Linked DNA regions of Homo sapiens: regions 2 and 3 are each linked to region 1. The links are chromatin contacts, found by Hi-C or POLR2A ChIA-PET in ENCODE. All regions are on one chromosome and are shown on one strand. Each heading gives the region's core, a stretch centred on a gene start or an enhancer-like site at or near the end of the contact. The rest is flanking DNA. Distances are from core to core; before and after follow the strand shown. Region 1 holds the start of DOCK9-DT (DOCK9 divergent transcript). Region 2 overlaps CLYBL (citramalyl-CoA lyase). Region 3 has its middle 8.0 kb from the start of LINC00554.

Region 1 (4,534 bases), core at 930-3,429:
GGGAATGGACACTCCTAGGTCACCATTAGTAGGCCATCCTCCGATGGGAAGGGCAGATATTCGGGGACTACTGCACATCAGCAGTGTTGTGTCTGCACCAGCACTCCTGGGCTCCATCTACACGGCTTATTAAACCAGTACCTGCAGCACTTTGGAAATCATGGCACACTGGTACACTTTATTTACTCTTCTTCTGCCTCAAATCCCTGATGACCACGGCAGGCCCCAGATAAAGGAACCAACTTCTGTGTGAGAACAGAAAAGATGCCAAAGAAGTTGCAGGCTTTATCCTTAACATGCACTGGCAAAACTCAGGAAGATGCAGGAAGCCACACAGAAGTTAGCTGGTTATGGAAGAGATGGCCAGGTTCTGGTCTATTCCCAACTCCTGCTCTACTCCTTACCTAATCGACTTCCCTAAAATAGAAAAATTAAATCCTTGTTTACTATGGATCAAACTGGAGTTGGAGAAATTTGGAGTTGGCAGAGCTAGCAATCGAGAGAAAATTCAAACTGAGCAAACTGGATATAGAAATCAGCGAAGCTTCATCTCCAATCTCCACAAACGTCATTCACGCAATTCTGTGTCTGCCCAGGAAGGGCATCGATCTGCCACCAAAATGATGCATCCGCCCCTGTGTTAAGGGGCCCGGCACTCTGCCCCGACAATCCCCCACAGGGCCCAGACAACCACTTCCAAGGCCCATCTTCTTGCACTGTTCCAACAAACACAAGTCACACCCACCCACAAACAAGCCCGTTTCAAGAAAACAAATGCCGGCGGCAACGCAAGGAGCTGCTAAAAGTTTCCAGCTGCCCTGCAGAGCTCGCTCCTGCTCAAACGTCGCTCCACTCCCGCACCATCCAGGTGAATCGGGTTGTAGTGCGTTTCCAAATACAGCAGGACCGGCGCTGGCTGTGAAAAAGTTAATCGAAAACTTCATCTTCCTCACACCCAGAGGCCTATTCTCTAAAGACGTTCTGCCACGGGAAGATTCGTTTTGGGCTGATGGCTTTGCTTACTTAGAACCCCCAAACGTCACAGGAATTTGCACCAATACTAAATTAGCGAGGGTTCCCATCATGCCCCCCAAGCCTTCCTAAAAGGCGGCCAAACTTCAGGATACCGGCTTGGAGGTGGGGGGCGCAGGAGAGGATGCCGAAGTCCTTCCCTCCTGGAGTTCAGCCAACTCAAAGGGTTAGCAGGGGCATCTCCCACCCTGAGCGCAGACTGGATGAGGAAGCCCCCACCTCAATTCCCCTGCGCCCCTCCAAAACATGGAAGGAGAGGGAGGCCGGGGGAGGGATACGGGGGAGGGATGCGGGGGAGGGGGGAGAGTGTAATTTCCCAGTTGACAGAAAGCAGGTAAATTGGGAGAGAGCGGGGTGAAAAGAGTGACAGGGCGACATCACTCTGCGGAAATTTCCCAGGAGGAAGGGGACAGCGATGGGGACAGGATCTTGGGTGGCGGGGAGGGGTCTGGGAGTTGCAGCCCCTCCAGGACCTTCTCTTCTCCCCTGTCCAACTCCCTCCCGCCGGCCCCACCTCTTGATTCCGCGGACCCAGCAGGGTCGGCCGCTCTGCCTCAGCCCTGCCGACTAAGAGGCGCCCGGCCCGGGGCCCGCAGCTGCCTGCGCCCCCGCCATCCTCCCCCGGCCCGCGGTCGTCCCGCACTCACCAGGAGCACGGAGCCGCGCACCACCTCAGACACGCTCTGCCGCAGCTCGGCCGCCGTGCCCGGCTTACTCAGCGCCCGGGTGAACTTCCGAGTCTCCGCCGAGGCGGGGAGCAGCGGCGGCTGCGACATCCTCCTGCCCCCGCCGCCTCCGCCTCCGCCTGCTCCCGCGGCCCGGCCCGGCCGCGCGGCCGCCAGGTGCGCCCTCGGCGCCCGGCCCGCTCCGCCCGCCGCTCCCGGCGCCGCCGCCGCCTGCTCCCCCCGCTGCTCGCCGCGAGTCCGGCCGCCGCAGCCCAGGCCGCGCCCTCTGCACCGTGTCACGCCCCAAGGCGCCCCCCTCGGCGTCCGCGGCCCCCCGCGATCGCAGCAGCGCCCGGGCTCGCTCCGGGCGACCGTGCGTGTGGCGGCGGCGGCTCCCCCATGCCACCAGCCTCCCTCGGCGACCACTCGCCGGGCCGCCTCCTCGGGGCGGGGTGTCCGGCGCGGCGCGGGCGGGGCGGGGCGCCCGGACGGCGGAGGAGGGGCCGCCGCGGCGGGACGGCGGGCCAGGCAGGTCGGCGCGGCCCGGCGCTGGAGCTAGGCGGCCGGACTGGCAGGGGCGGCGTGCCGCGCGGGACCCTCACTGGGGAAGGTGGGGGGTCGGGGCCGCCTCCGCCCCGGGCCGCACGTCCGAAGACCGGAGGAGGGGACTGCGCACGCCACCAAGAGGGCGCACAGCCGAGGCTGGACGATGCGCGGTTTCGGAGCAGGGTTTCCTGCCCAGGGAGCCCGGCTGCGCTCGAGGGGACCCCGAAGTCACCGGCAGGGTCGGAGCTCGGTGCACCACGCCCCCCCTCTGCGCCCGGGGCCTCTGCGGGGACAGAGGTCTCAGGAAAGTAGCCTTTATTTATGTGGCACCGATCGGAACCCGCGGCCGGCCAGGCGGACCTGGACGGAGCGTCCCTGCTCGGAACCTGGCGCGGGGCGCCGCGCGCTCGTGTGGCGCCTCGGCCTCCCCACCGTTCAGTCCCCGGAGGCACGGAGCTCGCGGCGGGACGATGACGGTTGGGCCGGGCCAGGCGTGGGAGACTCCCAGACTCCGGCCCGCCGGGACGGCCAGCTGCGTCACCTTGGACGTGGGCAATACTTCGGAGCCTCGGTTATGTCGCCTGTAACCTGAGGACAACGGCCTGGAAGGGGCTCAGGTGACACGGCGGCCCTCACTGGGGCCGATTTAGCCGGTCTGCCGCCCCTCCGCGCCGGACCGCCAGGCGGGGTACCAGGGAAACTGCGATGCGCCGGCTTGCGAGCCCACCGTGACGCAGAGCTGGCGGCCGCTAGCGACAGCCACCCTGTGAGGGACTTTCCCCCCAATACCCTAACCGCTTTCCTGTCCCTAAGGGCCCGCTCCCGCCCCGGCTCCGTTTCTGTCTCTCTGAGGAAGCCCGGCGCAGCCTAACCCTCACAGGGCCGCGGAGAGGGCGCGCCAGGCGGGGATTTGCGCCAGGCCCGCGGCGCATGCTCAGTGGTTGGGGACTGGGCGGGTACCCCGGGCGGGGAGCCTGACTGAACGGCGGCTCTGCTGATTGGTCGGGCTGCTCACGCCACGCCCGTTGCCTTCCGATGGACAGTTCCTTACCTGCCGGGTCGGCCTCCGCAGAGAGTGGTGGTCTTGAAAACCCAGTTTTGGGAGAATACCTGCCGCGCCTCCCGCCCAAATACCCAGAGGTTTCATAGCCGCCATCGCTGCGGTGGAGGAGGCCGCCTGTTGCGTCCCACCCCACCAGAAAGCCTAACACTGGCCTGAAGCGTAATCTTAAAGTGGTAGGGGAAAATACCGATCTAGCGCAGAGAGCAAAACACCTCCGTTCTGGGTTTAATGGGCAGGTCTGGAGGTGAGGTATGCCGTCCGCACTCAATAATTACTTGCAGGATCGGATTGTTTCTCCAGTGGGTGGGGACTGCAGGATGTAGCATTGAGTGAGCCTGGCAGATTGAAAGATAAAACAAGGGTGATGATAAAAACAATTACACACTAACCCATTTCCTCCTCCGTGAAATGAGGGAATGGCCCAGACATTTTCCAGACCTCTTCTGTCCTAAGAGTGGAGCTGGGTGACAGAGCAGGTGCAAGCCGGCCTTTCCCTGCCTCCCCGGGGAACGCACTCTGTTCGGTGAGAGCAACTCAGCTCGCATTGACTCCTTTCAGCTGCAGGAGTGTGGCCGTTCAGTTCTCATTTGAACTGTTGACAACAGTTGTCTTCTGAGAATCATGAGTTAGAGCCTCCCTTTAGGCTTCTGACTCCCTCAAAAGTACCAGACAACACAAACTTTTCCCCTCTTGTTACCTTGGCTCTCTAAGCTGTATCTACTTCTATACAAGGCGAACAATTTTGTCTTTTTAAATTAAAAACAACAACAAAAGCACCTAAGGTTGTAGGGTTTTATATTCTTTTTTCTTTTCTTTTTTTAAGAGCTATATGATTACAGTAGAGTGTGTGTGTGTGTGTGTGTGTGTGTGTGTGTGTGTAGTCTAAAGAACAAAATTTCAACAAATGGTTTTAAAGATCTAATTGGCTTCTATTAGCAATGCATGAACCAGGCAGCATTCTGACTACAAAATAGACGGGAGCTCTTGTGGGAATGGAAGAACAGCTGGGTTTTGTTAAGGTAACTTAAGCAGGAACAAGGGAAAAGCATAGTGCCGAAAGCACATCGGGTAACTTCAGGTTACTCTCCTTTATGGGTTAAAGCAGAGGGGGCTGCCTTAGCTGGCTCAGGCTGACTGGGCCCCGTTTGACTGGTTGCTGTGAATCTCCTGGTTTTTGGAAAACTGGCCCTTTTGGGGATTTTCCTGTTTTTTAAAATCTCTGTTTAGT
Region 2 (4,648 bases), core at 740-3,239, 570 kb after region 1:
TTGGAGCCAGCCCTTTTAAGCCTTCCTGCACAGCTCTGTGACAGTCTCGCGGGGAGACCTGTGAGGCCACTTTCCTTTTTTCCAGACCCACCCCCACCTTTGAGATTATCACTCTTCCTGCTTTGTTTTCTGAGGCTTTTTGGCTTTTTAGTTTATTTGTAATTAGAGCAGAAAAGGTACAGTAATCGGATAGAAGGGTTGGGAGTGATAGAATGAGCCAGGATGCGGTGGAGAAATGGGGTGGAGAACCCCCAGACCTTAGGGTGGCGTGTTTGTCAGGGAGTAGACCAGGGTGCAGTTCTAGGCAGACCACTAGATGGCACTCACACATTGGTGTTCAGTCGGGTCCACGGCACTTTCCACTTTGGGCTTCTGTAAAATCTCCCCATGAACTAGCCAAAGCTTTGTATCTGTCATCCCGCCATTTGTCCCTCTAACCTCTCTTGATCGTCTACAGATAGGTATATATATATGTTCCTCTCTAGTTCATTTTTCTCTTAACATTTAGTGACCTTAAAAACCTGGCAGAAATACCTTCAAAGCCTCCCACCTTGTTAGCTGCATTGCCGCATTTTTACTGTTCTCCTAAGCCAATGTTTACATGGCAGTAAATCCATGTTTAGAGTAGGTAATAGAGAAACCTGTTTCTCTCTCAGTCACTCTGAGGGTATGTTTGATAAAGAAATGGAAATTGAGAGGATGAGTTATTAAAAGGATTAATAGGTAACAAATTTTTTTAAAATTTCCATTCAAAATTATGGGTTGGTAAATTGTAAGATACTTAAAATTAATGAGTTGTTTTATCAAATCATTTTCTGTTGTTAGAGAATTTTCAGCAAGCTGAGATTCAAATGCAAAATGTCTTATTGCATACTGCTGGCTCTAGGAAGGAGGAGGGACAGACAGGAAATCATGGTTGATGTTATCTTTACCAAGGTGCATGTGGTGTGAAAGCAAAACCCCATCTTAAATTCATCATCCGTTCTGATGTTGCACAGAAATGAAAATTAATTTCTATATGTCAACTAAAATGGATTCTGCTCCTGCCTGGTTCAATTCTGTCTTAGCTGCGTGGACATCTTGGGGAGCTGCTCTGATGGTACATGCAGACGTGCTTCATCTGTGCACTTCTTAGCTGAGATAACAGTGCTCCGAGCCCCACTGTTAAGGTTAACCTGTATACTGCAGAAGGACAACAGATGGAAATTCTGGTTTGCAGCCACTGCAGAAAAATAAAAACATGTTCCAAAGGGAAAAGGATCTTGTATTTCTGCGTTTGAACCTTTGATCCGCATTCACATCTGAAGGGAGGGCTAAACCTTTTGGTGGAGACACATGGCTTTGCATCTGTGAAAACACAGCTGTATAGAGCAAAACAAAACTAGTGGAAAATACAATGGTTTTGCTGTGTCAGGCTCACCGCTAATGCTTGAATTCTATATAAATATTGTCTTTTGATAGTTCTTTCAAAAATCTTTCTTGACTTTCCATATAATTGTCCAATAATGTTATTCTTTTAAATTCAGATTTGGGGCTTTTTAGGATTAAGGCACAAATGTCTCTTTTCTTTTAAAAAGGCAGTAAAATAAACAGATTGTAGTTAGATCATAATAACATCTAAATTTTGACCTAATTAGAGGGGGAGATGGGGAAAAAAACTCTTTAAAAGAAGATTAAGGTAAAGTTCTAACTTTATCCTTGATTCTGAATTTTTTTTCTTTTTTGGAAATATTGCATACATTTTATACTGCAAGTTACAATGTGAAGGGCCTTTGAAGCACTCTAAAGAGACTTAGCTGCTTTGTTTTGAGCAATTAAGGTTTGTTATTGAGTGAATTAAGCAGCTCTGCTGTGGCTCATCTGTAAATAGTGGTCTTCAGCGAGTTTCTTGATCCGCTTTTCCCAGGAACAGAAGCCAAGTCGGCTTCCTTAGGAGCTGCTCGCCCTGAGTCTCCATGTTTCCTCGCAGTCCGGGGCAGAACCCAAGCCCGTGCCTTCCTCGCCCTGCCTTCGGAGTTTCCTGCTATTGACCTGGCGGGGCGCGCCAGCCCTCCCTGCCCGCTGGTGCCGCGGTCCCTCTCGGCTGCAGCAGTGGGGCACAGGGACGTCATGGACAAAAGACGAGGATGCCAGTTCGATGTGCGAGCAGAAGGCCGCCTGCGTGCGCTCTGCAGAGCAACCGGCCCGGTTTCATAAGGGGCCGCCGGCAGGGGACTGCCATGGCGCCCCCTCCTACCCTTTTTGGCACCAGCAGCTTCATCCGCAGGCCCACTCGGGGTGAATAGTGTGGGAGCTCTCAAGAGAAAGAATTTTAGGTTTGTCGATAGTAATCACCACCTTCAGCGCTCCTCCCACTGCTGGAGAGACCGCGGACTGGGTGACAAGTCTTCCAGGCTCCCAGAAAGTTTCTGCTGCAAAGCGCAGGGTCCGCCTCCCACTTCCAGGAGGGACCAGGAGGGAACCATCGCGAAACCCCGAGGCTGCCGGGGACTCTGACTGAGGCCTTTCCTCCTGTGTCCCTCTCCCCCACGCCGGCCTCCCCTCCTTTCAACTCTCTGCGCTTTGAAACCGCGGAGTTGGGGTAGCTAGGCCCTCCAGCCCGGCGACAGGCCTCGGCCACAGGCAGCGGGGCGGGGTGTGGACAGGAACAAGGAGGTGGGGTGGGGAGGAAGCCTCGGGCAGAGCAGGTTCTCTGCGGAGTTTCGGCAGCCGGGTTTATCCATTTTGATTAAAGAAAAGTAAAAAAAATCCCCCAAAACCAAACAACAAAAACCCTCTCCCAACCCCCAACCCGCCTCCACAGCTGCATTTTGTTCCTGGGACTGTTGGTGTCACCAGAGCCTCTTTTTTTATGCAATCCTAGACTCCATTGCAAAGGACTTGTAAAGCCTATTAATTTTTCAGGCAAAACAGATCAAGCCTGCCTTTGATGCTGCTGTTTCCTAATTTAGTATTCAAAGGTAAAGAATCCTACTACCGTCTCTTCACTTTTTACATAATTAAAAGAGATTTTTCCCCCAGGGGCAAAGAACTAGTTGCTTAGTATTTTTTGAAGTGAAAGGTCTAACTTTATATCACATCTGTTTTTATGCTCTTTCCTAAACATAACCAATATTTACTCTTTGCTGGTACTTAGTTGCATGCTATTCACCCTTGCATTTTAATTTCTGACAGAGAGGGGATTAGTATTCCTCTTCTAAATCATCCTCTAAGCTATGTGTGTGTGTGTGTATATATATATATGTATATATATGCGTGTGTGTGTGTATTTCTCCTCTAACAAACTGAGAGTGCAATTTAAAAAACTGTAGAATCAGTGATTGCCCTAACTTGTGCATGACTCTTGATTTCACACAGGAGCATTCAAAAGTTCCGTTAAGTGGGCTTTCACAGGTTTCCATCTGCTGTGTTTAATAGCAAATTGCGACCCTTCAAACCACTTCAAGGCCTTTTGTGTTCTTATCTGTGCATTTCAATACTTGCTGGGGAAGTGCCTTCAGTTTCACTACATATGCAAAAAGCCAGGCTTGAATTTTTTGACACCCCCTTTTCATTTGTTGGTGGAGTCCTGTTTTCTATTGTTTGCTTGTTGATGTTGGCAAAAGTCATTTATTTAATGATGCCAGGAATACTATGCCCTATTCTTTATTGGCAGGAAATCCTAAAACATCCGGGAGTAGTTTAAAAATTAATGCATGCCGTTGAAACTTACATATTGGCATAGTTTTATTTTCCCATCATAAGGTAGATGATATTTTAAAGGTATTATATAGTAATAGTCACCAGAAGCCAATTAAAACCACTAGGATTCTATCAAAAACCTGTTTGGCGGCATAAATAATTGATATGTGGAAATAAAGCAGCATTCTCTGGGCAGGGGCCTCCTGTACAGACCTGGGTGGCGTTAGCAGTCTCTCTTCTGTGAACCAGGGGGCGATTTCTGGGCATAATATCACCTGGATTTAAAAAACTTAATAATAAGGCCACACACGCATTTTTAAAAAAACTTCCCTTGCCTGTGGAGACAGAGAGGAGATAGCGATGTTATTTTCAGGTGTTTGAGCTTCTTAGAGAAAAAGAAACAAATACCAGACTCCTTAGGAGCTAGGTGCGAATGGAATAAATTGAGGCACTCCAGCGACACATCCAGCTTGTTTTAAATGATGTGATTAAAAAGGACATCTGAGAACAAATTTATGAAGTTGTTATGGCAACTGAAATACTTGGATTGAAATGTGTGTATCTAAAACATGAAAGATTGCAGGAAGCCGGAGAAACAAGCAAAGCATTGTGTTTGGGAAAGGCAATTGAACAGTGGTAGCCAAATATTATTCCTCTGTCGGTCATCCTTCAGGGTAACTGCCTCGGTTTCCACTTTTAAAAACGTGTGGTGATTGATGCTTTCATGGACTCTGTTGCCCCAAGTCCCCAAGCCTTGTACCAGCGTTTGCTCATTGGTCCTTTGACCTGTTGAGAACACAATCTCTGTATTGTGTTCAATGCAGGGATGCATTTAGAGTTGCCCCTGCATCTACCCATTAAGTTTATACTCCTGTGTTCTCATATTAACGTCTGTGTTTGCGAATAGTCTCTCTAGTCTTTGATTCACTAACTCCCCCAATTCTAACCCACCAATGGCCACCAACAA
Region 3 (4,091 bases), core at 1,266-3,765, 900 kb after region 1:
CTGAGGGGTGCTTGGGGAGAGAGGGGCAGCCCTGACCTCCCGGAGGTCACAATACCTGTTCAGTGGGGAGGAAAGGCGTCCAGCCTTGGGTGGGGGAGTGACCAGAGGGTGACAGAGGCCAGGCTCGCCTTCCCCAGCGGCTCTGCGAACTGCCCAAGCGCCAACTCCTGAAGCAATCAGAGCCCCATTAAAATCAAATTTATAACCCCTAATAATATTAGGCGAAATTATTAAAATAATTGGCATATGTTACTGATCCTTGGGAGAGTTCATTGAACACATTATAAGCTGTGAGGAAAATCGTTTAGAGTTTTCCAAAGCACCCCCACCCCCATGGGGGGACGAAGGAGTCAAATGAAATATTTGTCATAACTTGTGCAAGAACAAAAAGGCCTATTGGAAATGTTTCAACTTTTTTAAAAATTTATTTATTTTTTATTTTTTGGTGGAAATTGGTTTTGAGAGAAGCCCCAAATCTAAGGAGAAGGACAAGATGGGGGTGGGGAAGGCAATTTTACCATGGGGTTTGGGGCTTTTCTTCCCATCTGGGGAAGAACAAAAAGGGCCAGAAGAGGTGGCCGATCTCACAGCCTTGAGTTGGTTCGATTGCTTTCCCCATCTGAAAGTCAGAGAGCCACCCGAGGCCCCTTCAGGTGCGGGGGCGCTGATCCTAGTTTTCAGCAGGAGAATAAAATATGAACGAGGAAGATCACAGCCTGGGAGTGGTCTCCGAGTCCACCCTAGGATGTGTGGAGCGGGCGGGAGCCGCTTTTCCTCGAAAGGGCTCCCAGTCCCTGGTCCCTCGCTTCCCAAGGCTTTGTCCAAACAAGTCACGGACCCGACAAGGTGGTCCATTCTCTCTCTTTGGCCTTTCTTTTCTGCCCTTCGAATCCGAAGGACTGGATGGAGGGGAGGGGATATGGCAATAGTGTAGAAGTGTCAAGATGTGAAAATTGCTCAACTGAGAACGCACGCGGGGGCTCGCGGCCCAACAGCCTGCACCACACTCAGGAGCCTGGGCCTGGGCCTGGGGGTGGGGTGGGGGGGACAGGCGTCCCCCCCACCCCAACCCCACCCCTATCCCTGCCCGGCTGTCTAAACGGACCTAAATGCTAACCTGCTGTTGCCTTGACTCCAGAGACACGAAACTGAAGCTAGCCCTCGCCCCTCTCTGGGATCCCGCGCTGCGCTGCGGGTAGCTGCCCGCAGGGAGGCCCAACCTGCCGCGGCTGGAGCACGGTTTCTGCTAGCCGCCGCCGTCAACTTGAACTTCAGTGAGCCTAGGCCGGCTTCCTTCGCGCTCACCTCCATCCACCACCTAAGAAGTCCCCTCAGCGCGAGCGTCGCTTTATCCGGAGGCAGCTGGAGCCCCCTCGGGAGGCCCGTCATTATTATTATTAATTATCGTGATCCTTACTGCATTATTAATGCCCAGGATGATAACCGGCATCGGTATCAGCTTTCCCTGGTTCAGTGATATCCCACGAAGTTCGGGGCGGGGAGGAAGTCACTCCAGGATCAGAGGCCGCGTCGGTTCTGCTTGGGGCATGGGCAGAGGGAGGCTGCTGGGGCCAAGCCCCGGCTGGACGCGAGGGAAGAAACTCGTCCCAGGACCCGCACGCCCATACCTGGCTGTCCCAGAGCTCTTCCCTAGGCCGGCACCTTCGCTCTTCCTCTTCCCCACCCCCTAGCCCTTTTGTCTCTTTTTCAGACGGATGTTTTCAGTCTCAAGTGGTTTTATTTTCCGCACAAAACCCTGAGATCAAGGGCAGATCACAGACTGTACCGGAGGCTCGGGTTTCCCTGGACTCTGTGCTGTTCTGCGTCCCAGGGTTGGCTAGGAAGGAAGGCCTGGGCCGGCGAGGTGACGGGTCTCCCGCCCAGGTCGGCAGGACGGGGGGAGGTGTGTCCCGGTAGGTCCCTGGTGAGCTCACCCGTGGCATCGGGGACCCGCGGGAACCCACCGGGCGCCCACTAGAGACTCGGGTCCTACCCTCCCCCACACTACTCCACCGAAATGATCGGAAGGGCGCGCTAGGCCTGCTTCCAAGGGCTCAGTGATAAAGGCCTCAAAATCACACTCCATCAAGACTTGGTTGAAGCTTTGGGTAGGTTTGTTGTTGTTGTTGTTGTTGTTTGTTTGTTTGTTTTAGCAGACACGTCCTGGAAAGAGGTCCTCAGAACCCAAAGGTTCAATAATGATTTGTGGATGGATTGATTATAGTCTGATATCGCTCTGGTTCCACAGAAACCCGGAGCTCCTTGGCCCACTGTTACCCCAGCAGACCTAAATGGACGGTTTCTGTTTTTCACTGGCAGCTCAGAACTGGACCGGAAGAAGTTCCCCTCCACTTCCCCCCTCCCGACACCAGATCATTGCTGGGTTTTTATTTTCGGGGGAAAAACAACAACAACAACAACAAAAAAAACACTAGGTCCTTCCAGACTGGATCAGGTGATCGGGCAAAAACCCTCAGGCTAGTCCGGCTGGGTGCCCGAGCATGAAAAGGCCTCCGTGGCCGTTTGAACAGGGTGTTGCAAATGAGAACTTTTGTAAGCCATAACCAGGGCATCCTGAGGGTCTGAGTTCACGGTCAAGGCTGTGGGCTACTAGGTCCAGCGAGTCCAGGCCTCGCCCCGCCCCCGAGCTGCCACAGCCAAGATCTTCGGCAGGGAATTCGAGACCAGGGTCCTCCCACTCCTGCCCCGCCCCGACAGTCCGAGAACTCTCGGTGCTGGGGCCACCTCGTCGCCCTCCCACGTTTCTCTTTTGTTCCCAGGAGCCGACGAGCTTTTGAAGAGGTGACACCTCGCTTCGCCTTCTCCTGCTCTAGGCCCTGCCCTCGTCCAGCATCCCTCCTGCCCCACGAAGCGAGAGGATGCTCAGCGCAGCTGCCAGGCAGAGAGTGTGTGGGGAGGTCCCTTGCCTTTGCGCGCGCGCACACACACAGACACGCACACACACAGACACACATACACACAACACACTCACACCATATGCTCACACACCCTCACCTCCTTCAGCTTCCGCACCTCCCAGCCACAGGCTCGCGTGAGTGGGAAGGACCTGAGGCCGCAGAAATGTGGGTTAGCGTGGGCAGCAGGAGATGCTCCCCGCACCCCTCCTCCCATTCCTACCTCCCCCAGCCCTTTCTAGCGCCTCTTGGAGGGGACCGGGCCTGCCCTGCGCTCTCAACCTAATTCGGCCTCGGAGGGTCCTCCCCCACCCAGGGCGGCACTCCCCAGGCCGGCACTCGCGCCACTGGCGTGGGACTAAGGCTCCCTGCAGTTGGGTCTCCCAAGCCCACTTCCAGGGGCTGAGAGAGGCCAGGCTGCCTTGCCTGCCCGCGCGCCCTCCAGCCCTCGGGTGTAGGGAGGGGAGCGCCCCCTCACCTCCAAGGAAATCTGGAGTAAGGGAAGAGCTGCCTGGCCCCCGCGTCCCCTGAACCTGGCCTCAACCTCTGCCTTTCCCAACCTCCCGGGCTAGGTTTATCTCTGTCCTAAAGGCCAAGCCGGTGGCCCTGGGGAGCAGAAGGGAGCTCAGAGCTGCTGGAGAAGGTGGGGGGTAGAAATAATAATAATGTCAGAGATAATCATCGCAGTTAACGCTCAGCGACTGGGCTGCTCCGCGGAGGCCGGCGGAGGCCTACAGAGGCTCCTGACTGGCAGAACTGGAGGTGTGGGTGTGGTTCCCTTTTCACCCCGGCTCTTATGTTGCCAGTCTCCCCCCTACCACCAGGCAAAGCCCCCCTAAACTTAGGGTCTGGAACAAGGCCGAGCCAGCGAGGGCCTGCCAGGAGCTGCGCTGGAGCCTCTCGCTGCATCCAGAGCTGGTTCTTGTTCTTTTCTCTCTCTTGGCCCACTGGGCCCACAGTGGTTAGGTGGCCGAGTGTGGTTTCCCGAAACTCTTTGGAGTCGCCTGGGTCTGCGTGCCCCTGGCCCCGTCCTCACCCCCGGGCTCGTCCCCCAGCCTCCGCCGGCCCGCCTGTGAATGGTGGATTTAATGAGCGTTTGTGTGGCGTTGGCCGGCGGTTCTGAAGATGCGCTGACCTGGAGGGAGGGCGCGAAAGGTCAGGCGCATGCCGGGCCCA

Evidence for each region. Hi-C counts contacts between places; a loop is a spot of excess contacts on that map. ChIA-PET counts read pairs that join two places held with the same protein, here RNA polymerase II (POLR2A). Pooled maps may share reads with other maps.
Region 2: a map of naive thymus-derived CD4-positive, alpha-beta T cell shows a loop between it and region 1 (4-fold over the local background). The contact joins the enhancer-like site here to the promoter of DOCK9-DT in region 1. A Hi-C loop is called at or near these places in 1 of 168 maps with a recorded cell type or tissue (naive thymus-derived CD4-positive, alpha-beta T cell) and 4 of 50 pooled maps. POLR2A ChIA-PET finds 5 or more read pairs at or near these places in 1 of 52 experiments (naive thymus-derived CD4-positive, alpha-beta T cell).
Region 3: a loop to region 1 is called in a pooled map, with 2.1 times the contacts of the local background. The contact joins the enhancer-like site here to the promoter of DOCK9-DT in region 1. A Hi-C loop is called at or near these places in 1 of 37 single-sample maps with no recorded cell type and 4 of 50 pooled maps. POLR2A ChIA-PET finds 5 or more read pairs at or near these places in 1 of 52 experiments (A673).

What each region holds. Positions count from the first base shown.
Region 1 is chr13:99,084,544-99,089,077 of GRCh38, forward strand. DOCK9-DT (DOCK9 divergent transcript) reads left to right here and starts at 2,180. Exons shown (of 1, transcript NR_047482.1): 1 at 2,180-4,082. It also overlaps a transcript of DOCK9 not described here. RefSeq lists silencers at 1,512-1,991, 2,032-2,341, 2,432-2,491, 3,072-3,301 and enhancers at 2,182-2,743, 3,306-3,865.
Region 2 is chr13:99,655,987-99,660,634 of GRCh38, forward strand. The region is part of intron 1 of CLYBL (citramalyl-CoA lyase); the gene reads left to right. Among named protein-coding and RNA genes, the nearest start is that of MIR4306, 15 kb to the left of the region's middle. RefSeq lists enhancers at 1-326, 2,227-2,316, 2,327-2,376, 3,257-3,772. Within about 2 kb of position 1,990, at least 29 of the 41 ENCODE cell types and tissues checked have a DNase peak (open chromatin) inside an H3K27ac peak, as active enhancers do.
Region 3 is chr13:99,987,901-99,991,991 of GRCh38, forward strand. No RefSeq gene overlaps it. Among named protein-coding and RNA genes, the nearest start is that of LINC00554, 8.0 kb to the right of the region's middle. RefSeq lists an enhancer at 2,408-3,357. Within about 2 kb of position 2,516, at least 2 of the 41 ENCODE cell types and tissues checked have a DNase peak (open chromatin) inside an H3K27ac peak, as active enhancers do; they include A673, where a contact is called at or near this core.